Regions from separate parts of the Homo sapiens genome. Here region 2 is linked to region 1. Evidence: read pairs that join two places in POLR2A ChIA-PET (ENCODE). Cell type or tissue: OCI-LY7. All regions are shown on one strand. Links, peaks and the distances in the headings refer to the core of each region. The heading gives the core; the rest is flanking DNA. Region 1 overlaps STARD4-AS1 (STARD4 antisense RNA 1). Region 2 overlaps STARD4-AS1 (STARD4 antisense RNA 1).

Region 1 (12,318 bases), core at 3,680-6,179:
ATAACCCTAAACTGGAAACAACCCAGATGTCTTCTAACAGGCTAAATTGGGTACACTTATACCGTGGAATACTACTCAGCAATAAAAAGGAATGAACTGTCAATACATGCAACAACTTGAATGAATCTCCAGAGAATTCTGCTGAGTGAAAACATGCCAATCTTCAAAGTTATATACTGTATGATTTCTTATATGCATCTGTCATGTTTTCTTTTACAGTTTTGCAAACTGCTTTTCCAAAAGTGTATACCACGTTAAACTCTTTATCAATAGAGTAGGCATGGATGCCTGTCCCAGAACACCTTCATCAGGTGTGGAGTGCACAACTGGTTTTTAATTTCTGCTAAATTTGTAGGTGAAAAATAGTACCCTCTTGCCTCTGTGCTTATTTATTATTGATGCTGAAAATATTTAAATGTTTTTAAATCATTTATATGATTCTATGATTAGTCTATTCATCAAGGACGAAGGGATTCCTCTGGCTCATCATGCATGAAGCAGTGGGCACAAGAAACACTATGAGCTGGTTAAAATTGGTTATAATTTGTTAAAAGTTACCATGAAACTAACAAACGGGTTGGAGTGTCAGGGGAATCCTGAGGTGAAATATAACCAAGAAGTCGAAAAGATGAACAGTACACCAAAGCAAAGTCAGAGGTGGGGTCCAAGATTTAGGCTTGGTGGGGGATGGTCAGGAAGTGATTTATTTATAGATAGCAATATTATAGCGGGAATCTTGTAAGCCAAGAGCTGAGTGTAGCTTTTTCAGGTGGAAAAAGGAGCAGGGATGCAGGTAAATATACAAAAATTGTGCAAGAATCAAATAACATAAAAGTACAAATGGCAGAAAGCTAGAGAGGCACCCCAGGGCACAGTTTTAATTCCAGAAACAAGGTTTTATTGTTTCAGTAGAGACGTAGCCTTTAACACAAATACAGCAGGGGTGTGGTTGTTTGAAGGCATTTGTGACTAGGTTGTAGATTGGGAAATGCAAAATGTGAGACTGGTGAATGTGTATGCACTTTCATTGGTGAATAAAAGCAGAGAATTATTTACACTGCTTAGGAATGAAGGTGCCAAATAAATGCTGACTGTGCTTAAGAAAAAGGGTATAAAGTTAGAAGAAGAAAAAGTGATTCCTATACATTAAGTTCTCAATCTATAAAACTGCAAGGCTAGAGAGCCCTCCTGTGAATACACATGGATGAACAGGATCTAAATTATACCTACAAGGAATGAAAATAGGCCAATATCCCAGAATCTCTATGTTGGAGAGCAGTAGAGACATCTATCTAATTCTCTGCCCTCAGCATAAATCTCTTTTGAAATATTTGTTTCTGTTAAGACCTTGAATAGCTTCTCCTTGGGTACTGCCCTTGATAGAAATTTATTTCGGCAAAAGATAACTTAATCTGTTTTATAATACTATGATTTCCAGAAAATTCTCCCTTTGAATTGACTCATTTCTATTCTCCTTCATAAATGTTATCAATAGCTCTCCCTCTGGAACCACATGAAACAATGGCAATAATACCTTTACATTTAAAAAGTTCTGACTATGTGACTCTATGTACATTATATTTTTTAGTTCCCACAACATTCAAAATAGGTAGTTTTTATTATCCTTACCTTTCCTATAAAGAAATGGAAAGCAAAAGAGATTGTGTAATATTCCCCAGTCAGTGCATGGTGACAGCCACTATTTGAACCAAGACTTGTGTCTCTGTCTGTGTCTCAGGCTCTTTTCTCTTGAGAATTTGTTAGGTTCTGCTAAACTGCCTTAGAAGTCTAATCCTGTATCCTTGTGAGAGTTAAGTTTTAGAAGCCAGCTGTTCCATAAGACTTATAGATTTCTGCCACTGAAATACTGTCACATCTGCTTCTAGTGATTTCTTTATGAAAAAGTATGGTCAGATTACATAAAAGAACAGAGAGCTGGGATTTCAGATTGTGTGAACTCTTTGGGGTCTCCTTATCAATAGATGTTTGTTTAATAAACGTCTGGGAGATGTGTGGCAGAATTTGGTTGGAGACCTGCTTTTGTTATAACCTGGTAGGGATTTTGTGAGAGGGTAATATCACTAACCCACCCATCACGAACTATTATCTACCAAAGTACCTACCATTATCTACAAAAATAAACAAAGAACCTCAGAGTCAGTGAATGATCACGCTGGCTCAGGAGAATTCGCAACAGCTGGTCTTAAAGACAGGTTTTTTTGTTTGTTTGTTTGTTTGTTTGTTTGTTTGTTTGTTTTTCCCAGGAGTGATCATAAAAGACTAAGCGATCAGATTAGTGTAGAACGGAGGCAGGCAATCAGCTTCCTCTCTGCATATTCTCCTCTCCTCATAGCCTAAGATTGCAGCAGCTCTTGGCAGGTTCAGCATTCTGTAATCTCCAATGGAGCCTTGAGGACTCGACCTCCAGCCAGGACACTTTCATACTTGCTGAAGTTCCATCTCCACCCTGGACAAACTGCTGGAAGTTTTTTTTTGTTTCACCCAAAGACAGCTTTTCTACCTAGAAAAGACTATTCAGTCATTTATTTTATTTTGAAAAATTGATATTCATTTTATTAAAGTCACCAATTTTTAATAACCTCATTCTTCCTTAAGCTTTAAGTTCAATTTACAAATCCTCTTATTCTAGTTATGCCTAGCACTTTTAGCAATCACTCTAATTGCCTTTGAACAATACTTGATCCCATTTAAAAACTAGTTAATTAAACACTTTCACATATTTTATACTGCATTTATAAGTTTAATGCATTTTATTTCTCTTTAGAGTAATTCAATTGCCTGATTGGCAAACTTTCCCAAGGACGAAGTAATCTATATAAATCTAATAAATTAAGTTTATAAATATCGTGAACTCTGAGTTCTCTTAAGTGCCACAGTAGTATATATATAGTAAGAATTTCACTGCAAACCAGAAGTCTGAATTAATTACTTAATTAGATATTTTAAATTGAAGTTACAATGCTATCACTCAAGTGCAATTTCTAAACATTACAATAAAAATTGAATATTATTTCCATAATTCAAAAGTATTAATATCGCTGGATTTTAATTTTCTAAAATATTTCTCTACTTAATTTGCAATTCTGAGTTTGAAAGATGCTTATCTCTTAAGGAGGGATAGTACCATCCTAGTTAAAGTAGGTACTAATGATCAGAATTTTTGGCTTGGGCCCTAAATGGGATGCAATAAATCTCATTTATATTTGATTCCATAAATTCAAGGAAGGTGTGGCACATGGCCTACATCTTTGGATTTAAGCCATATACATTACCTATTTCTTCCTTAGTCTATTCACAGAAATCTGCGACTCTCTTATTCCTGCCAAAATGATCACATGATTGACTCTTTGTCTCTCAATATATGAAATCAACTTCCTGCCCAGGCCTAAAGATCTTTGACCATAGCTAGATCCCTGCATTCTTTTTCATTGATTTTCTAATATTACAAATATTAAAATGAATTTTGGATGTTTCCTATGTTACTGGAAGTCACAGTTGATATGGAAATTTTACTGACAGACTTGTTTTTAACCTAATCTTTGGTTTTTATCTGACTTAATATGAAATCATTTTGGATCCTAACTCTGCTCTCTTCTCCAGTTTCATATCATCCTTGGATTTGATAAACTTGTCATTGTTATCTAAGGTATTGATAAGAATGTTGACTGAAACAGAACCCCATATGGCACTTTGGGAAGACTCTCTTCAGTTTGTCTTTGGTCCATAAATCGGCTCCCTTCAGGGATGTCATACCTGCCTGCACATGGAACTTATTTGGACTGCTTACTAAAACTCGATTTTTGGACTTCACTCTTTAGCCTAAAGGGTTGTGCCACAGGCATCTTGAACTATTTAACAACATCCCTAGGTGACTCTTAAGCAGCTGTTTTGGCATCAGTCCAAAGACCAGCTTTCAAAGCTGCTGCCTCTGTTTCTCTGTCTTGACCAAGGACAGAACTTAGACATTATCCAGTGCCATAAGTCCAGACTCACTAGGTCTACAGTACCCCCATCCACCTGTTGATTAACCATAGCCTTAGAGGAAATAACAGTCTGGCATTACTTCTCCTTATAGTGCAGACAGGTTCTAAAAGATCATCTCCTATCTCACCACTTGCTCAGGAGAATCCCCAGAGATCAACGTTAAATTCATTCACTAGTGTTCATTCTTCAATATCTGCCTTATTTTCTTTTATAAAGTTAGGTCATTTCCTCCCTTCATGCTATCCTCCTCCTCTACCACATCCTCTAGTACTGTCCCTGGTCTTCACGGTTGGTTTCTCAACAATTATCTGTGGTGGATTAGTGATCTTATTGTCAGCTTTCTCTAACCCATGAATGTAAGTTTTCCAGGCCTGGGGAAACAAACAACAAATAGTTATATATTTTAAAAATAATAAAGCCATATCAAAGAGAATTCCAGAATAAAGATGCACAAATTAGGCTCCCAATCAACAATACTAGTTGTCTTGGATACATAAAACAGAACTTGTCTGGTTTTTATCTGAATACTTCATTGACAAAATGATCCTTCTGCACTTATGGTTGATAATGACTCTACTGTGCTCTTTGTGTTCTTATTTTGTTTGGTATTCCCATAAACTTGGCCTTTTTTTCCACACTGCCTATCCTTGATACCTTCTTTTTCCAATCATTCTAATCTAAACATTCATAATGGAAATGCATTTTATCTTATGAAAAATACTGTCACCAGAACATCACCCCTTATGAGACCATCTTTTCCCAATCCCCACACTTAACTGACCTTTCATACATAACTGGCCAGTCCAAGATGTCAGAGCGGACACTCCCTAGATTTGGAGGAAGAGTGATCCAGGAGACCCAAGAGCTGGAGGGTCTGCACCAAAATCGGCTGAGGATCAAAGAAGTTTCAGTCCTAAATAGTATGTGTCCAAGGGCCAGCAGAGGACTCAAGATAGTTCCTGCAGCTCTCCCCAAGTCGAGGTGCAGCAACTCCTGTGCACCTTGCCTCACATTTGTCCAATGCATGCTGGCAATGTGAAATGAGGTTTCCTTTCACATACAGCCTGACAGTTGACAGACAAGGACTTTACTTTCACTTCACTGCTGGGTTCTTCAGCAGTTTCCTCTTTTGAGATTTCAGTTAAGCCAAGCAGATGTTTTCCAGGTGTCAGGTTTTTCTGGTAAACATAGCCTTCTACTACTAGAGTAGGTGAGAGCTATATGCCCTCTTCGAATAGTTCTCTACCTATGTGTATATTGTAATAAAAAATTATATGTATTATAGTGACTAATAGACTCAGTGCTCTCTCACTTTGTAAGCAATGAGGTACCAAAACAGTAAGACAATTCATTCTCTAAACTTGCTAAAGTCCTCACTCTTCATTCTTTCTGGTGTCTTAACACACACCTTGTATACAAGAAAGGTTTCTGCTGAGTGAAAGGTAACAATGTTGATGAGGCTCAGCTAGCCTTCAGGTAGAATCACGCATCTAAGTGTCCAGGGAACACAGGACCAAACAGCATTCCAGATCAAGGGCACCACCCCCACAGATGTTAGGCTGCTAGGTTTCCTATAACTCATTAATGCAGGGGAAAAACATCTGCCTAAATCTTCCTGATCAAACATCTATCTTGAAAAATCTCTAATTCCAATAGAAAAAAAGTATTTGCTAATATGCTTTGCCCTAATTAAAAACTCTCTAGTGCATATTTAGATAGCAATATTTGGAGCTATTGCTCATATGTGGATTTCTGATTATGGGGTTTCATATGCTAATTAACACCCCTAGAGTATATATTAAGGTTCATTTGCAAACATATACATGGAGCTGTATAGATTGACATATTTTACAAAAACAACAGAAATGATTATCTCTTCATAGAGGTCCTCCTCGAGGTCTCTTGCCTGGTTATCCCTTGATGATTGTGCTGCTCCTGGTAGACCCTCTGCCTGGTTCAGGGCTCCCTTCTCCCCTCCCTTCCTTTTCTTTCCAGCCTCCCTAACTTTATTCCAACTTCTGCTTTATCCAAAAGCTCAATCTTCTTTATTTTCTCTCACAAAAGACCTTAATGGCCCTTCGGTAAGAAACTTGACTATGTTTAAACAGGAGCCCAAATCTTCACCATCAAAAAAACTGGCCTTACTTCACCAACGTATGGAGGTCTTAGTCCTCAGAAACATAATCACTCAATCCATTTGATGCCTGGGATGAACAGGGGATGTTTGCATTCTACCCTGAGGAAGGTCACTTTATATCTTAGAATGTGCCAAGAGGTAGTTAGTTGAGATTTTATCCCCAGGACAGCTTAATTCATATCCTGAATCATCTACAATCAGCTCACCTTTATAGGTGAGTGGACAGGTGGTAAGAGGGTGAGTAGGGTTAGGAGGTGGGAAGGGTCATGAGAAAGAAGGGTGCATGGGTGGAAGGTGAGAGGGTATGGGGGTAGGAGGTGGGACTTTGGGTAGTACTCTGGATGGTTGGGCCTTTCTAGGGCCAGGGAGATATCTGTAGCACTCCAAACCTATTAGAATTCTCCGGTCCATTATATCTTATAATCCAACCGCTTAAATCCCTTCTTTCTTTTTCTCCCTTAAGCTTGGAGTCTTTGCTTAGCATGCTGATAATACTTCTATGATTCTGGAGAAAAGGAAGCCATTTTAAGTAGAAGTAAATGGAACAAAGTTTTTGTAAATTCTTATTATGACGCTAAACAGAGAATTTTGCAAGATACTGAAATTCTTGCCTCATTATAGAAGACACTGTATGCAGAGAAGATGGCCAGTGACAGAAATGAGACTCAGAGAAAGAAAAACAGCAGTGTTTCTAAAGGTTGAATTAAATTGAAATTCTGAATAAACAGGTAATAGGATTTATCATTCTGTAATAGAAGCATCATATTGCCAGGCAAGCTAAAAAAGTATAATTTTGTGGTTCTCATTCCTGTGGGAGTATTATTGACTCAGGTAAATGAAACCATGTTCACTGAAAAAGTATCTATAAAACCTGTCAATTAGAAAAGTATTGTTGAGAGTCCACTGACTGCATCTTCTTGATCTCCTGGAATATTTGATTTTTAGCTACCTTCAGGAAGAGAGTGAGATTGGTGTCTGCCATCCATCACCCACACATGTACATGAGCCACCTAACTTCATAGCACCTGGAACCACCCATAAGGCTTGATTTCAAATTCAGGGAGATGTTTTTCTCATTAAAAAAAATTTGAGAGTTTTTGCATATATTTGCATGTTGACTTTCAAACATATGAAATCATATGTACAAAAACAAGTTTGATTGCATCTTACTATTTTGTAGGCTAAACTCACTTGAAAGAATTGGCATGTGTAAAGAATTCTAAATTGATTAGGTTCTGAAGTATAGAAAAACAAAAATTGGGATACAGGGACTTAAAGAGAAAAGAGAAGTCATTTTAAAACCTTCCTAAATTCAGAAATAGAACCATCTAAAAAGAGATTTAAACCATAAACAAGCTAATTAAATCCAAACTTTCAAAATATCCTTTTGTTTAATATTACTGTATTCCTGTATTCATTTCAATAACAGAAAGACCTTTTTTTTTTCTCCTCACCCTGGGAATTCTAGGAGATTTCCCTAAGTTTATTGTCAAACTGCAGAAGCATCTGGAAAGAGTAGACACAGACCGCAGTGGAGTCTTGACATTCTAATGTCATTGAGAAACATTTCTATGTGACTGCTGTCACTTTGTGGAAATGAAAATAAATATAAAGCAGTTGATTATAATAAGGTTAACAAAAGGGTGCTTGCTCCTTCTTGGTTTTAAATTTCCTCTGAAAGAAGAATGCCTTGTGTTTTGGTTTCTTACCAAATACCTATGATTGACCTCCCTTATTTTCAGAATTTACATAGCATCTGTTACTAAATTTTTCAGAAGTAAGTTTGTTTTTCCCTTTTTTTCCAACTATAAAGGCAAAAGGTAACTGGGAAAATAAGTTCAAATGTTTTAAGAAGGTGAAACCATTCCCAAATCACATAGCCAAGAGATAACCTCTTTATTTTCCAAATCTCTCTGCTTATATATATAACACATTATACGTATCTCATGATTTTGATTTCAAAAGTCCAGTTCTTTTAGATATACTGCATGCAACTTACTTTTTTTTTAACTGAACAACATATTGTGAACATTTTTTCATGCCAGTTTATGCATCTCTCGCTTGTTTTGAATGTCTGCTTAGTATTCTGGGTTTTTTTCACTATACCACAATTTAATGAACTAGTACCATATTGAGAGACTTTTAAGTAATTTCCACTCACTCATTATTATAGACAATTCTGCAATGAAAATAATTGCATAAATTATCTTTGTGACCATGTGTAGGCATTGCAGTAGCGAGGCAAGGAAATGGTTTCTCCTCTAGAGCCTCCAGAAGTAAAATTGTAAGGAAAAAGAATAGGCAAAATTAAAGTTTTCAAACCTTTTACCAAACTACCCCCACAAAGATTGTACTAATTTATACAACCACTAAAAGCAAATTTGAGGGCTCCAGTATATTTTAAGCTTCCTATGTATAGGTGCATTGTGCTAAGCCATTGCAGATGGCATGATGCCATATCATGAGTACCTACGCCATATGGAGCTACACCCTGGCCCTGCAGAGTTCACAGGGCCACGTGTGCAGCCCAACCGCTCCGGAGCACAATTCAGTCAGCTACTGCAAGGAAAGCAAACATTTCTTTGGCTTGGCTTTCAAATCAATGAAGCCCTTCTTTGCAGTGGAGCCGAAGTCTGGGGCTCTGACTCAGAGCCACTGGACCCATTTACAAGTTATGGGTGAAATAGCAAGCCTGAAATCTCAGAAAGCTGATGTTTCTAAGATGGAAGGGATGGAGAGGGTTGTGGTTTACTTAAGCCGACCATAAACTTAAGTTCTACTCCTAATTTCATTGTTGAATCATTGAACTCCTAATTTTCATTGTTGAGGAGGAACAAAAAAGAAGTGTAGCTTTATTGGCTTTCAAACTTCAAATACTTTTAAATACACACACATAGTCACCTACACACAAACATACACATATACACATATATATCCCCCAACAAACATACACATATACACACACATACTCACCCACAAACATATACATACACATACAGAGCATATAAAGTACATTTATTCATTCATTAATTCCCATTCACCCAACACTCACTAAGCTGCTATATGCCAGGCATCATACTAGATAAACAGAGAAGGAGGAACTGGTGGGGAACAAGGCTTGTGGCCAAACTGATGCTGTGAATCCATCTCTAGTGGCCACTAAGTGTGTTAATTATTCAGAACCACTTTTCTCTACAGAGTAGAAATTTTTCTTGAGAGGGTGAAGGGCGTGACTGTTGAGCAATGCCTGGGAAAAAGAATGTGGGTCCTGGAGTTTCAAGCATAATTGGGTGAAGAAGTGGGAGGGGCACTCTGTATGCAAGGAGACAAATGCACAGCAACAAGAAAGAACAAGTTAAGGAACAACTGTGGAGAAAGCAAGCAGGGAGGTTTAGGGCAGGCTAAGGAGCATCTCTAATATGGGGCCATGGTGTTTGAACCTTTGTAGGGAAAACACTGAAGGAGTTTGAGGAGGCCAGCAACATCATGTGTCATCTGTATTCCTTTGTTCTCTGAAGAATGAATGTGCAAAGCTACCAAGTGCCATTTAGCTGCTCCAGGGGCTGGCTGGTAAAGAACATGGACAATTCCTGATACAGAAAGACAGGCGTACCCTCGGGCTTTTTGGATGCATAGCTCATGTGTTTAGACCTGTTATTTTGGCATGCAGAAAGCTGACCTGCATGGTTTTGAGTCTAGGGTGGCATAATGGGATGGACAGAATGGTGAAGAAGTACTTGAGGACCATACAGTATACTGTAATGAACACTGAACTGGAAGTCAGGGGACTTGAGTTCTACATACAACTTCCCAGCAATGAGCTATATACCATGCAAACTTAAGCAAATTAATACCATGTGTCTCTGGGACTCAGTTTTCCCACCTGTGAAATAAGGGTGTGAGGTGGACCATGTTTGGCAAGGGTGGGATATGCAGTTCAACTGTGCTGATGACACCTGAAGCATTTTCACTGTGACTCTAGGCCTGGAAACCCTGGGTTTCTGGGCTGACAACGATGCTTATAACAGGCAACATTGTACAGCTCAAGTTTCTCTTCACCCACTCCTCACTAAGTGATCACATGCCTTAGTTTCTTTCTTTGCAAACAACAAGTCACTGAGCAAACCTTACTGGCTATTTGGTCCAACAGCACAAGCCAGGAGTTCAGAGCCAGGACTAATGAATACCACTGCTGAGTTGCCAGATGGGAGGCAGGGGGCACTGTCGGATGGATGGTGTTCTTGAGAACATGGTTCTTTGCTGAAGACTGAGTGGAAGAAAGCAGAAAGGGAGACCACAGAAAGAGGAGAATACAGCAAAGTATGTTTGATCACCTATGCAGAGACACAGTAAATTGAGAAGCAAATAGCTTTAAATAAGCAGCTAAGTTTCTCACAGATTATAAGAAAAACTGGGCTTCAAAAAATTACCGAGTATTCCCCAAAAATTCACGTTTATGATCAACATTAATCTTCAGATTTCAAGGACTGACCATATGAGTCATCCATTAAGCAAGGATTTCTGAAGCAGCCCTGGGCTAAGGGCTCTTCTAGCTGTAGAAATTGGAAATCAAGATTTCACAGGCAACCCAGGGTCAATGTTGAGAGTTCAGTTTGTGTATTTTGTTGGAAAATATTCGAATACCAGGCTTTCTTCCTGAGACTGGATGTGGGGCAGGGAATTTGGCAAGATTTAGAGTTAATTCAAGTTCAGACACTGGCAGGAGAGCGACTTTGACACAGGAAAACCTTTTTGACGGCTAAATATACAGACAACACTGCCTTTCTTCCCTGAAAAACTTTGATGGTTGTGCCTCATTGAAGCCTTCCAGGGAGATTTAACAGAACAATTTCTTGTGGTTCTGTCTAGCTTTTATGATTTGATGAGTTAAATAGGTCTCCCTAGATGTCATCCTCAACCAAGGAGACTAAAGGAGAGCCCAGGGTAATGCCAGGTCATGTTACAGTATAAGAATAAAAGCCACGGGAGACAACTTGGTAGAAAAATCATCATTTTTTAAACTTTGTTTTTTGCTGTTTTGATGCAAGAGAATCAGTGAATTAGAGAAATAAGCCTGGGCCAACTAAGCCTATTACTACAGGGCCTTTGGCTATTACTTGCTGACAGATTGCTTCTGACTCAAAAATTCAGAAATTGCTCACTATTAACTGCATACTTGATGCTTATGCCAATAATATTCTTTGTTCCAGAAAGTAAAATTCGGAAAACTCTGAGGGGACTTTGAAGTAAACTGTGAAGCAAGTGGCATATCAGCATCCTGGATGCTTTGTGTAATTTTCTCTGTCACCATTAACAAGAAGAATGAAGTACTGGCAACCTGCCAGAGAAATGTTCAGTGACGGTTTGAGCGCTTCGCCTTGAGTGCGTTTGAATGAAGTATTGGATGCCTCCAGAGGTATTTGGGAAGTGAGTGTAGGAAGCAGATTTGCCTGCAGCACAACTTGTCATCTCTTAACTGTGCTCCTACATGCTGGGCCTAGAGGCAGGAGCTTCCTTCCTTTCCCGATTTTACCCTTGCAGTCCTTTCCATCCTCCCACTCCTGTGACCTTTAATGTAGGTCTCTCTATTAAAATCTTCTAGAGAAATAGCATCTAGAAGACAGCCTAGGGTTTCTAGAAAGACAGTCAGTTAAAGATGATGCCACGCTTTGCAGAGGGTTAGGGAGAGTATCAGAGTAAGGAGGAAAGAGGCTGTTACCCTGACATCGACGTCCATCATGTCGTTGTGTTTTTCAACACTTTAGGGCTGAAATATGAATGCATTTTAACATCTGTATGAACACCTGTTACGGGCTGAATTGTGCCCCCCACCCTCCCCCAAGTTCATATGTTGAAGCCCTAGTCCCCAGTACTGTGGCTGTATCTGAAGATAAGGTTTTTAAAGAGGTGGTTATAAGGCCATCAGGAGGGGCCCTAATCTCATATGCCTGGAGTTCTTATGAAGAGAAAGAGACACCAGGGATGCACATGAACAAAGGAAAGGCCCTGTGTGAGGACACAGAGAGAAGATGGCCCTCTGCAAGCCAAAGGGAGAGGCCTCAGGGGAAGCCAAGCCTGCCAGCACCTTGATCTTGAACTCCTCAGCCTCCAGAACTGTAAGAAAATAAGTGTCTGCTGTTTAAGCCACCCAGACTGTGGTATTTGTTACGTTAGCC
Region 2 (12,318 bases), core at 5,727-8,226, 53 kb after region 1:
TATGAAGTGAACCTGGAATGGTAGGCAAGATTTCTATAATCAAGAGGGTAAGAAAAGGGTATTTTGTGTAAAAGGCATAGCATAAAAAGAGATGCTATCTGAGATGCTAACTCACAAAAGCCAAAAGTCACATGGAAAGAAAACAAGCAGTGTGATTTGATTGGACCATAGGGAGTGGGAAAGAGAAGAGTAAGATTCTAAATGTAGGCTGCAGCCAGACTGTGAAGGGCTTCAAAGACAGTTCAGACTTTATCCAGTAAGCGGCGGGGACCAACACTGGAGTTTAAAATGACATGATAAGAATTTGATCCTGCGGCTGGGCGTGGTGGCTCATGCCTGTAATCCCAGCACTTTGGGAGGCTAAGGTGGGCTGATCACTTGAGGCCAAGAGTTCAAGACCAGCCTGGCCAATATGGTGAAGACCCATCTCTACTAAAAAATACAAAAAATTAGCCAGGTGTGGTGGTGCACACCTGTAACCCAGTTACTCAGGAGTCTGATGCAGGATAATCGCTTGAACCCAGGTGGTGAAGGTTGCAGTGAGCCGAGATCATGCCACTGCACTTCATCCTGGGTGACAAAGCAAGACTCTGTCTCAAAAAAAAAAAAAAAAAAGAATCTGATCCTGGTGTTTGGGACAGAATGGTCAAGAGGGTCCTGGGGACAGACAGTGCATTAATGAGGTTAATTATACAGGCCAGACATGAGGCAGTCAGAGTCTGAAGTGGGTTGTGTTGGGGGATGAGAGGGACACAGTGATTATTGCAAAATACAGCTTAATGATGGGCTACCTGATCTGGAGATTTTGAGGAACAAAGTATCTGCAGACACCAGTCATGCTGACACACTGTGTCTCCCCCTATGCTTGTGTAATAGAAGATGTGCCGACATTTCTAAAATAACTAAGAACAGTAATTTGTGTATATATAAACATTTACCATTCAGAAGGAGTGTGTAAGTCTATTGTCTCTTATCTTTACAGCAGTTTAGTAAAAGGTGGAAAGAAGTGGTGACCACTTTCTCAGATAAAGAAAGTAAAGATTAGAAAGGTTAAGCAAACTGCCTGCCCTTATATAGCTTAGAGTCAGCCTAAAGATTTGACCGAACTCTGTTCTTTGAGTTGGACTTCATCCCTAGCCTTTGGAAGGCTGGATAGTCTTCAAGGCTTTTAGCATTTCTGGACATGTTTATGATCAATGGTAATACCAACCACCAGATAAAATCAAATCTAATCAGTACAATGAAAATAAAACAAACAGGACTTACTATTTGAATGTATCACTAATTACCGAATATTCACTTTCAAATATAGGGTAGATTCCAGGCATAAAGTCAAAATCTACTTATGTGCTTTACATATTGAAATTCTAGCAGTTAGTAAAATTCTGCAATAACATGATTACTGTGAAAAACGTTAATTTTATATAGAAAAATTTTAAGTTGGCTTCTAAAAATATTCAGAAAGCATCTTATTGAAGCAGTAAACAAAGCTTCCATTTGTAGCAGTTTCAATAAAATTCATTTAGTAGATGATAAGAGAAGATAAGTCTTTATCTGATTAAATTACTACTAGGAAGAAAGGAATACTCAATGTCTGGGTGCCAACACCATTATTAGCAGTATCTGAGACTAGCAGAATTGTCCAAAAAATATGTTGTTCCTCAACTACCTGCACTGGAAGATGAGTGAGTATTTGGTATTGCAAATTTACAGTGTAATCATAGGAGAAATCTACTACCTGACAGTACTGATAAATTATTGTTCCTGCAGCAGGTCAAATTTTTTTAAATTGTCAATTAAAAAATTAATAAAATTGTCATAATTAAATTATTATTGGACTAGAAATATATTTTATGATGAAATGATATTTAAATTGAACTTGGATTTATTGAAATTTGATATGAAGACTTGACCATTGAACACTTTGTCTCCCACTAAACTATCTGATGTAACTAGCTAGGGAATATGAAAGCCCAGGTTCAAACTCAGTCACTGGCTTCATGCTTTGTCCTCTTCCCTTCCTACCATGCTTACTTCCACCAGCCAGGAAAAAAGATACACAGAAACTCTTAGCTTTTCAAATTTTTTAGATAGTATTGTTCTCTTATGAACCAGAGTTCCTTCAAAGCCTCAGTATTTGTAGTGAGGTCATGGCCAATTCGAGTCACCCAGAAATATAATTTGTGTTTCCTCCTAGAACCTTGAGTTGCCTCATTCCCAGAGCAAAAAGGTCCATGTGTTAATGCTAGCATTAACTGGCTTGAGTCTGGAAGGCGAGTTGATGCTGACTTAGAGTCTTATGCAACAATAAACACAGTACTATCCAGAATAAACTCTGAATGACCTAAACTAATTTCTTGGAAAGTGTTCTAGGTATTTTCCAAAAAAGACTAGAGAAATATAGGAAGTTAGCCAGTTTGGCATTGTTTTTTTGAAAAACCTGCCAAAAGTCTGGCCCCATTTGCCAGTGTCAACACTCTAGAGTGCAAACATATTCTTGTGCAAGGGACATTATGTAAGCTAGAAATTTATCTTAATTAGTCACTCTTTGTCCAAGGGTGGATGCTACAGAAGAAAGCCCAAGTGTTTTCAGAATACATGTACTTCAAAATCTCTGGTGAAGCTATTCTTAACTGCCCCTTTATGCAACAAGAGAGGAAGGCCCTTGGATAGCTTGACTGAAACAGTGTTCAAGGCCACTGGTGTTGGGGATTGTTGGTGGAACCTAGTGTGAGATCTCATTGCTTGCTTTATCTCTGTTCAAAGCATTAGAATGAAGAATGTGATGAAAGCCTTTTGCATCCATCCATGATGGGTTTTATTTCCTTATCCTTGTTTCCATTTCAGCAGCAATAACCAGATTGGAAGCATACCTGAAAAGGTTAGTCCTAGCTGAGCCTTGCTAACAGGAAGAACTTCTTAATCCCTAGGACCTTCAACTGAGAGGAGGTCTGAGTTTCACAACAAATAGCAATGTGGATAGGTGGAGAATACAGTCACATGCTGTATAATGATATTTTGGTCAACAACAGATGACATATACAGTGGTGGTCCCACAACATTGTAATATGTAATTTTACTGTATTTAAATTTACAATAAATCTGCTATATTTACTTTTCTATGTTTAGATACATATATACTTATTGATATGGTTTGGCTGTGTCCCCATGCAAATCTCAACTTGAAGTGTATCTCCCAGAATTCCCACATGTTGTGGGAGGCACCCAGGGGAAGGTGGTTGAACCATGGGGGCTGGTATTTCCCATGCTATTCTCATGATAGTGAACAAGTCTCATGAGATCTGATGGGTTTATCAGGGATTTCTGATTTTGCTTCCTTCTCATTCTTTCATGCCACCACCATGTAAGAAGTGCCTTTCTCCCTCCACCATGATTGTGAGACCTTCCCTAGCCACGTGGAACTGTAAGTCCAATTAAACCTCTTTCTTTTGTAAATTGCCCAGTCTTAGGTATGTCTTTATCATCAGTGTGAAAATGGAGTAATGCAGTACGTTGGTACCAGTAGAGTGGGGCATTGCTGTAAAGATACCCAAAAATGTGGAGGCAACTTTGGAACTGGGTAACAGGTAGAGGTTGGAACAGTTCGGAGGGCTCAGAAGACAGGAAAATATGGGAAAGTTTGGAACCTCCTAGAGACTTGTTGAATGGCTTTGCCCATAATGCTGATACTGGTATGGACATTAAGGTCCAGGCAGAGGTGGTTTCAGATGGAGATGAGGAACTTGTTGAGAACTGGAGCAAAGGTGACTCTTGCTATGTTTTAGTAAAGAGACTGGTGGCATTTGCCACAGAGACTTGTGGAACTTTGAACTTGAGACAGATGATTTAGGGAATCTGGTAGAAGAAATTTCTAAGCAGCAGAGCATTCAAGAGGTGACTTGGGTACTGTTCAGCATTCAGTTTGATGAAAGAAGCAGAGCATAAAAGTTCAGAAAATTTGCAGCCTGACAATGTGATAAAAAAGTAAAACCCATTTTCTGGGGAAGGAATTCAAGCTGGCTGCAGAAATTTGCATAAGTAGCAAGGAACCTAAGTTAATCCTCAAGACCGTGGGGAAAATGTCTCCAGGCCATGTAAGAGACCTTCACAGCAGCCCTTCCCATCACAGGCCTGGAGGCCCAGGAGGAAAATGTGGTTTCATGGGCCAGGGACTTGGTGCCTTGTGTCCCAGCTGCTTCAGCTATGGCTGAAAGGGCCAACATACAGCTTGGGCTACGGCTTCAGAGGGTAGAAGCCCCAAGCCTTGGCAGCTTCCACGTGGTATTGAGCCTGCACGTGCACAGAAGTCAAGAATTGACGTTTGGGAACCTCCGCCTACATTTCAGAAGTTGTATGGAAATGCCTGGATGCTCAGGAAAAAGTTTGCTTCAGGGGTGGGGCCCTCATGGAGAACCTCTGCCAGAGCCATGCAGAAGGGAAATGTGGGGTAGGAGCCCCCACACGGAGTCCCTACTGGGGCACTGCCTAGTGGAGCTGTGCGAAGCGGGCCACAATCCTCCAGACCCCAAAATGGTAGATCCACTGACAGCTTGCACCGTGCACCTGGAAAAGCCACAGACACTCAATGCTAGCCCGTGAAAGCAGCTGGGGGGAGGCTGTACCCTGCGAAGCCACAGAGGCAGAGCTGCCCAAGACTATGAGAACCCACCTCTTGCATCAGCATGACCTGGATGTGAGACATGGAGTCAAAGGAGATCATTTTGGAACTTTAAAATTTTGACTGCCCTGCTGGATTTCGGACTTCCACGGGCCCTGTAACCTCTTTGTTTTGGCCAATTTCTCCCATTTGAAATGGCTGTATTTACTGAATATCTGTACCCCCATTGTATCTAGGAAGAAACTAGCTTGCTTTTGATTTTACAGGCTCCTAGGGAGAAGGGACTTGCCTTGTCTAAGATGAGACTTTGGACTGTGGACTTTTGGGTTAATACTGAAATGAATTAAGAATTTGGGGGACTGTTGGGAAGGTATGACTGTTTTAAAATGTGAGGACATGAGATTTGGAGGGGTCAGGGGTGGAATGATATGGTTTGGCTGTGTCCCCATTCAAATCTCAACTTGAATTGTGGGTCCGAGAATTCCCGTGTGTTGTGGGAGGGACCCAGAGGGAAGTGGTTGAATCATGGGGGCTGGTCTTTCCCGTGCTATTCTCGTGATAGTCAATAAGTCTCATGAGATCTGTTGGGTTTATCAGGGGCTTCTGCTTTTGCTTCCTTCTCATTCTCTCATGGCACCACCATGTAAAAGGTACCTTTCACCCTCTGCCATGATTGTGAGACTTCCCCCAGCCATGTGGAACTGTAAGTCCAATTAAACCCCTTTCTTTTGGAAATTGGCCAGTCTCTGGTATATCTTTATCAGCAGCATGAAAACAGACTAATACACTTACTATTGTATTGCAGTTGCCTACAGTATTCGGTGTAGCAACATGCTGTGTAGGTTTACAGCCTAGGAGCAATAGGCTGTACCATATAGCCTAGGTGTGTAATAGGCTATACCATCTAGGTTTGTATAAATACACTCTATGATGTTTGCACAATGACAAAATCACCCTACAATGCATTTCTGAGAACATATTCCCATTGTTAAGCAATGCATAATTGTTCTATACTATCAAGTCATGTTAAGACTTATAATGATGTTAATCTTGACATATCAAGATGTTAATGTGGCATGTTTTAGGACAATAATTTCTTAGTAGGGTAGATCGCTAATCAGTAAAACTGAATTTCCTGTTTTTGTAGAACTTTGGGCAAGTCACTCTGAGCTCAGCTGACTTACTATCAAGTTGAGAGGTTGGTTGATGTGAGGCTGGTAACAAACCCTAAAATTGTGTGTGAACCATTGGACAGGAGTTCAGCTTACTGTGATATTGTGAAATATATATTTGGTCTTCCTCCAATCTCCTGGCATACAACTCTTAAAATCCTAGTAATCTTCAAAGCAATGTGTCTTTTTTTTTTTTTTTATTTTCTTAGATAGGGTCTTGCTCTGTCACCCAGGCTGGAGTGCAGTGGCATGATCTCAGCTCACTGCAGCCTCCCCCTCCCAGATTCAAGTGATTCTCCAGGCTGGTCTCAAACTCCTGGCCTCAAGCGATCCACCCACCTCGGCCTCCCAAAGTGCTGGGACAGCAGGCATGAGCTACCATGCCCAGCCCAAAGTGATGTGTCTTTGTGTATACTAATGTGTTGATTGATTGCTGGCTGCCCCAGGTAGCTTCATGGTGGAAGCTGGTCACTGGAAAGACCAAGGCATGATTCGAGGGTTGGGACTTTAAGCTTCACTCCCAGCTTTGGGAGAGAAAAAGGTGGCTAAGTGTTGAGTTGATCATCAATGCCCAATGATTTAATTAATCATGTTTACCTAATGAAGTTTTCATAAAAACCCAAAATACTGGGTTCAGAGAGCTTCTGGATAGCTGGCTGAATGAGTGGTTTCCAGAGGGTGGTGTGCCTGGAGAGGGCATGGAGGCTCTGCACTCCTTCCCTCATGCCTTGCCCTATACATCTCTTCATCTATATCCTCTGTAATATTCTTTACAATAGATTGGTAAATGTAAGTACGTGTTTCTCTGAGTTCTGCAAGCTGCTCTAGTAAAGTAATTGAACCCAAGGAAGGGATCATGGGAACCCCAATGTATAGCCAGCCAGTCAGAAACACAGGTAAAACAATCTGGGGCTTGTGATCAGCATCTGAAGTGAAGGATTGAGGGCAGTCTTGTGGGACTGAGCCCTCAACCGATAGGAGGTGATGCTATCTCCAGGTAGTGTCAGCATTGAATTGAATTAGAGGACACTCAGTTGGTGTCTGCTGCAGACTTAGTTGATTGCCTGGGGTATGGGAAAATAACCCCATACATTTAGTCACAAAAGTGCTCTGTATTGATTACTGAATAAAACAATGGGAAAGATGCTTTGGTAGTTTTTTTCTTATAACCACATACCTTTTTGGAAAAGGGCCTTCCAGTACTAACCAATGCAGTATCTGCCACACCCTATCCACTGCCCTTCCTTCAGGGATTAGAGTGAAAATAATCCATCTATTTCTGCAGTTCACACTCAAAACTTAGAGACCAGAAAGGGAAATTTTAAAAAAATCTTCCTTAGGCCAATGTCTCATTTTCCTCTGGCTTGCCCCCTTGTCTTTCAGCTCCAAATAATGTGGGCAAATGTTTATACTTGTGATTGACTTAATGGGAAAATAAAATGGGAAGACGAGGGTCAGGTTCCTCTGTCAATCCAGAGATCAGTTTACAACTCTGCTTTTCTACATTCTCTAGCATGGTGGACTTGCCCACGAGAGATGAGAATAATGAAACTTGTATGGGAAATCGTGTCCTCTGCTAAGCCAAGACCACCCAGTGGAAAAACAGAGGCCAAGCAAAGCCACAGGATAAATATTGAAAAGGATATCTACTTAGACATAAGAAATAAAATTCTTAATGTCTTATTTCTCCAAATTGTTTTTGATATAATCAGAAATTGTTTCCCCTGTTTACTCTACTTCTGTAGCTTCTTCTGAAACTGAACACTTTTTCCTTTTCAATTTTTATCTTGTATGGATCCCTTTTCTAACACCAGAGATGTTAAATGCTGCAGATCCTGCCAGTCAGTGACTCATAAATCTCCTTAGTATTAAAAATTTAAAACCTCATGGAATTTGGGCAAAACACAAAACTAGTATTGTCAGAATATTTGAAATTTTATAAAAATGAATATAAAGACTTACTTTAAATAGTATAGTGACTAAAGAAATTACTCATAGTAGTAGTTCTTATTTATTGAGTATCTACTATACATTTTAAGATACCATTGATCAAGTTTCACTAGAGCAGCCTCTGTTCAAAGGTATTTTTCAAAGCAAAAGCCTGGATCTTTCCAAAGGGGCTTCTGGAAAGTATTCAAAAAATTCAGAAGCATGTTTTCTTTTTGAGCCCTGAGTCTGGCACTGGAAATGGAATCATGGGGGTTTTGAGTCTTTCAAAACATAGTGGTGGCAACTGGTTGACAGTGAGCTATGGTGATCGTTGCCAACAAGTGGTGAGGAGGTCCTGGGAGAGGGAAGAGCTGGCCCAGTTTTGCCACTATGACCTTGTGGGTTTTCATGGCCCTTAATTACAGAGTGGGAGGCCAGATTTGAAGTGTCCTAAGTCAGCTAAGGCAGTGGACTGGATGATTGGATAACAGATTTGGGCTCCAAGGAGGGCTGGCAAGCTGCCTTTTTAGGAGCTTTCAACCAAGCACATTTGCCATTTTTCCTCCCCATCCACTTCTAGAGTAATTTTAAATAGTCATATATAGCATATATTCAGTGCTTGCTTTGTTTCAGGCTCTGTGTTAAGTAATCTACATGTATTATCTCACTTTTCCAAATTACAATTTATGAGATAGTTAATATCATTCTCTATTTATAGATAAGAAACTTGGGCCAGGTACAGTGGCCCATACCTGTAATCCCAACACTTTGGATGGTTGAGGTGAGTGGATCACCTGAGGTTAGGAGTTCGAGATCAGCCTAGCCAACATGGCAAAACCCCATCTTTACTAAAAATAGAAAAATTAGCCGGGCATGGTGATGGGTGCCTGTTATCCCAGCTACTCAGGAGGCTGAGGCAGGACAATCGCTTGAACCCAGGAGGTGGAGGTTGCAGTGAACTAAGATCGCGCCACTGCACTCTAGCCTGGACAAAAAACAATAACAAAAAAACTTATGGGCCAGGTGCAATGGCTCATGCCTGTAATCCCAGCACTTTGGGAGACTGAGGTGGGCAGATCACAAGGTCAAGAGAGACTAGCCTGGCCAACATGGTGAAACACTGTCTCTACTAAAAATACAAAAATTAGCTGGGTGTGGTGGCATGCACCTGTAGTCCCAGCTACTCAGGAGGCTGAGGCAGGAGAATCGCTTGAACCTGGGAGGCAGAGGTTGCAGTGAGTCAAGATCGTACCACTGCACTCCAGCCAGGTGACAGAGCAAGACTCCGTGTCAAAAAAAAAAAAAAGAAAATAAACCAAACTTATGTTCAGAGAGAGCTAATAGCTTGCCCAAGGTTACACAGCTAAATGGTAAATTCAGGATGTCTGACTCCTAGCCACTATACTACACCCTCCTGTAGAACAATTCCTCTCTTGCTTTACCAACTTCCACACTGCTCTTTTTTCCTAAATGCCTACACTTTTTCTTGTGCAATTTCTCCCACTATTGTAAATTACCAAGTAATATTAAAATTTTGGAGGTTTGTCTCACTTGGGAAGGTTAGATAGATCACTTGAATATGTTGTACTCTAAGTGGAAATGCCCTCCCTTAAGGTGGATAATCAGGCCAATCCACAATATTTATAAGTAAGAAGCCGAAGTCATCCAACAACTAACCAGAGATTCCAATTCTAACAGGTACAATGAAATATGATAGCTTATAGTGATGACAAGAGGCACTGCAAGATCCAAAACTACCTCTTAAATATTGATTTTGCTACTTATTAGGGCACTAATAATGTACATATTATTATAGTTCTGGTTCCAGCAACATGGGGAACTAATATGTGATATCTTCGTAATATAATTACATAGAAATTACAATAAACTATACAGCTGGAACAAAGCATAAAGTTTAAATCACAGCAGAGCTCTGAGAAAAAAGTTATATGCCAAAAATGAATGATGAAGTAAAAGTCAGAGCCCTAAGCAGCAGGTGTCTGATAGGTGGGCTACTTTTTGACAAGCTTTGATGCAGGGACCCAGGCTTTCCCTGTCTTATGGCTCCATCATCTTTATCATGTAATTTCTAAGGTCACCATGCTTATTTTCATTAAGCTGATGAAGGCAAAAGGAATACAAAGAATGGCCTTTTGGGGAAGTTTTATGGGCCAGACCTAGAAATGGCCTACATCACTTCCATTCTTATTCCACTGGGCACACATGACTGCAATGTGAAGTGTAGTCAGGCTGTGTTCCCAAGAAGAGGAGGAATTGAATTTGGAAATTAGCTAAAAGCCTGTGTCGCAGTAAGCAAAACAGCCCTACCATCTTATCATTCTAGATGCATGGGAGTTGGAAAAAGAAATATAAGCTCTTTTAAGTCTCAAGTGCTTACATTTTCAGGAATAGTAGATTGAGAAATTTTTAAGTAGACTAAGAGTTGAAAGTCTTTGCGGGTACATTCTTTTTTAACCTTACTTTTTACCTTTTTTAGATGGATTTGATGTCTCCATACTTTGATCAGGGTGAAAGGGTGATATCCAATTTTGCAGCAAGAGAGTACTTTACTTTTTCATCAATAAGTTTCTGCGTTCCCAATAGAGTTATTCCTTGATCCAGGAGAATCTGTTTTTCTTTCACTATTCAAAATTAGCACGCATTTGATGCTTTATGCAGAAAGTGTGAATGGATATGAATCAGGAGGTTAACATATCTGCATACGGGTTTAGAGGTAAATGAGTTCAAGTGCCAAGGCCAAATCTACTGAATTATAGATGTATTAAATCAGATAAAACATTAATTATTACATTTCTGGACATTTGCTTGTTAATTATCTAAGAATTTAGTTTTAATTGAGTACATGTGGACACAAAGAAGGGAAGAGCAGCACTGGGGCTTACTTGAGGGTGAAGGGTAGGAGGAGAGTACCTATCTACCTATTGGGTACTATGCTTATTACCTGGGTGATAAAGTAATCTGTACACCAAACCCCCATGACACCTATATAACAAACCTGAACACGTACCCTGAACCTAAAATAAAAGTTTAAAAAAGAAGATAAATAAGTAAATATTTTCTCTCAGAAAAACAAAAAGAATCTAATTTTACACAAAGCTTAAATATTTGTTTGATTTTCCTTAGTTTGCCTTAAAAATTTGAAATTCATCAGCTAGAGATATTAAATCAGAAGCTAAAGAGCAAAATCTAAGAAGGAGAGCTCGAAATACTCCTTTCCCTATCTGGAAGCTTTTGCAATTCTTTTTCTCCATGGGATGTGGAAATCCTTAAGATGGCCTGCCAGCCTCAGCCCAATGGAGGAAGGCTCTCTGCTCACTGGGTTCTAGATTTGCTGTTTTTCTTTCTCGTGGTAATGCTCTATCCTCTTCCTTGGGGCCTTGCCGTTGCTTTTTCCTCTGACAGGAGCACCATCTTTGCTAGTAAGCTCCTGCAGATATCAGCTTAAACCCCAAAACACAACCTCAGGAAAGCCTTTCCTGAACCACATGCTGGGTGAATGCCCTTGTAATACACTCTGTAAAACTTAGCACTTCCTTGTAGTAGTTTAGCATCCCTGCAACTAAATAATTAACTTATGAATTCGGTTGTCCAAAATTTGTTCTTCCTTGAGAATGTAAGTGCCACTGTGGGGGAGACCCTATTTGTCTTGTTCACCATTGTACCCTATTTGTCTTGTTCACCATTGTATCTCTAGTTCCTGGTTTAATGCCTGATTAAGACGGGCATCATCAGATGTTAATTTAATACATGAATATTGTGCTTTTCCATAAACAGTTTGAAGAGCCTTGCTTGTCTCCCTTTTATGCATCTCTATGACATTTTACCAAGTAGAAGGCTAGGAGAATACCCTTCACAGATCCTCACAGCTGAGAACATCCCTGTTCCCTAGTTTCTCTTTGCAAGGACCACTGGTGGCTCCCAGAACCCCTAAGTGTTCCAAATACAGCCCTACAGCACCTTCAAGGGGAAGAAAAAGGATGGTCAAGTGTTGTTTTTGGCCAGCCACATTGAAGAGGTTTAAGAAGTGTGATACATCAAGCCTCTCGAATTGTGCCTGCACTTGTTATCAGAATAGGACAAAGCCCAAGAAACCAGAAGATGTATCAAAGGTACTTCAGATCCTGAGGTAGAAATGGGGGCTGTGCCTCCTAGTATATTGCTAATAATACTGCTGGTCTAATTCCCCAGTCATTCTCTTTATAATCCTAGGGGTAAAATGCTGTTGGGTTGGGCTACAGGAAGGCTGAGGTCTGAGGAAAAGTGCTTCTCACGCATTCTCCTTATCTGCTCTCCATTCAACCATCTGAGGGGACTTTGCAATCTTAGAGAAAAAGGAATTTTTTTAATCCTTTCATGATTTCATTTCTGTCCTTGCCAGAGGGATAACTGAGAATTTTGTCAAGGCCACAGCTGCACGGGGTTGTCTCAGGTCAGTCAGAAAGACTGATCCACCCCTTAGAGTGAGACTAAATAAAACTGTAAAGTTAATAGGGTTGCGTGTTTCACAAAGATCCCTGAGAAGACTTAGGTCACCCAGGGCTACCTGACCACAGTGAGCTCCACGTGTGGACTTGACCT

Evidence for each region. ChIA-PET counts read pairs that join two places held together with the same protein. Peaks named below come from ENCODE experiments on the same cell type or tissue, not always from the same donor. Only the 100,000 strongest peaks of a DNase experiment are listed, where the experiment ranks them.
Region 2: POLR2A ChIA-PET joins it to region 1 with 5 read pairs; 2 of 35 experiments call an interaction of 5 or more read pairs at or near these places.

The regions. Positions count from the first base shown.
Region 1 is chr5:111,696,599-111,708,916 of GRCh38, reverse strand. The region is part of intron 2 of STARD4-AS1 (STARD4 antisense RNA 1); the gene reads right to left. Among named protein-coding and RNA genes, the nearest start is that of NREP, 54 kb to the left of the region's middle. In OCI-LY7, for the core only: no CTCF peak of the experiment used is centred there; DNase peaks (open chromatin) are centred at 4,046 and 5,086; H3K4me3 peaks cover 2,134 bases; H3K27ac peaks cover 2,500 bases.
Region 2 is chr5:111,645,471-111,657,788 of GRCh38, reverse strand. The region is part of intron 1 of STARD4-AS1 (STARD4 antisense RNA 1); the gene reads right to left. Among named protein-coding and RNA genes, the nearest start is that of NREP, 110 kb to the left of the region's middle. In OCI-LY7, for the core only: no CTCF peak of the experiment used is centred there; no DNase peak of the experiment used is centred there.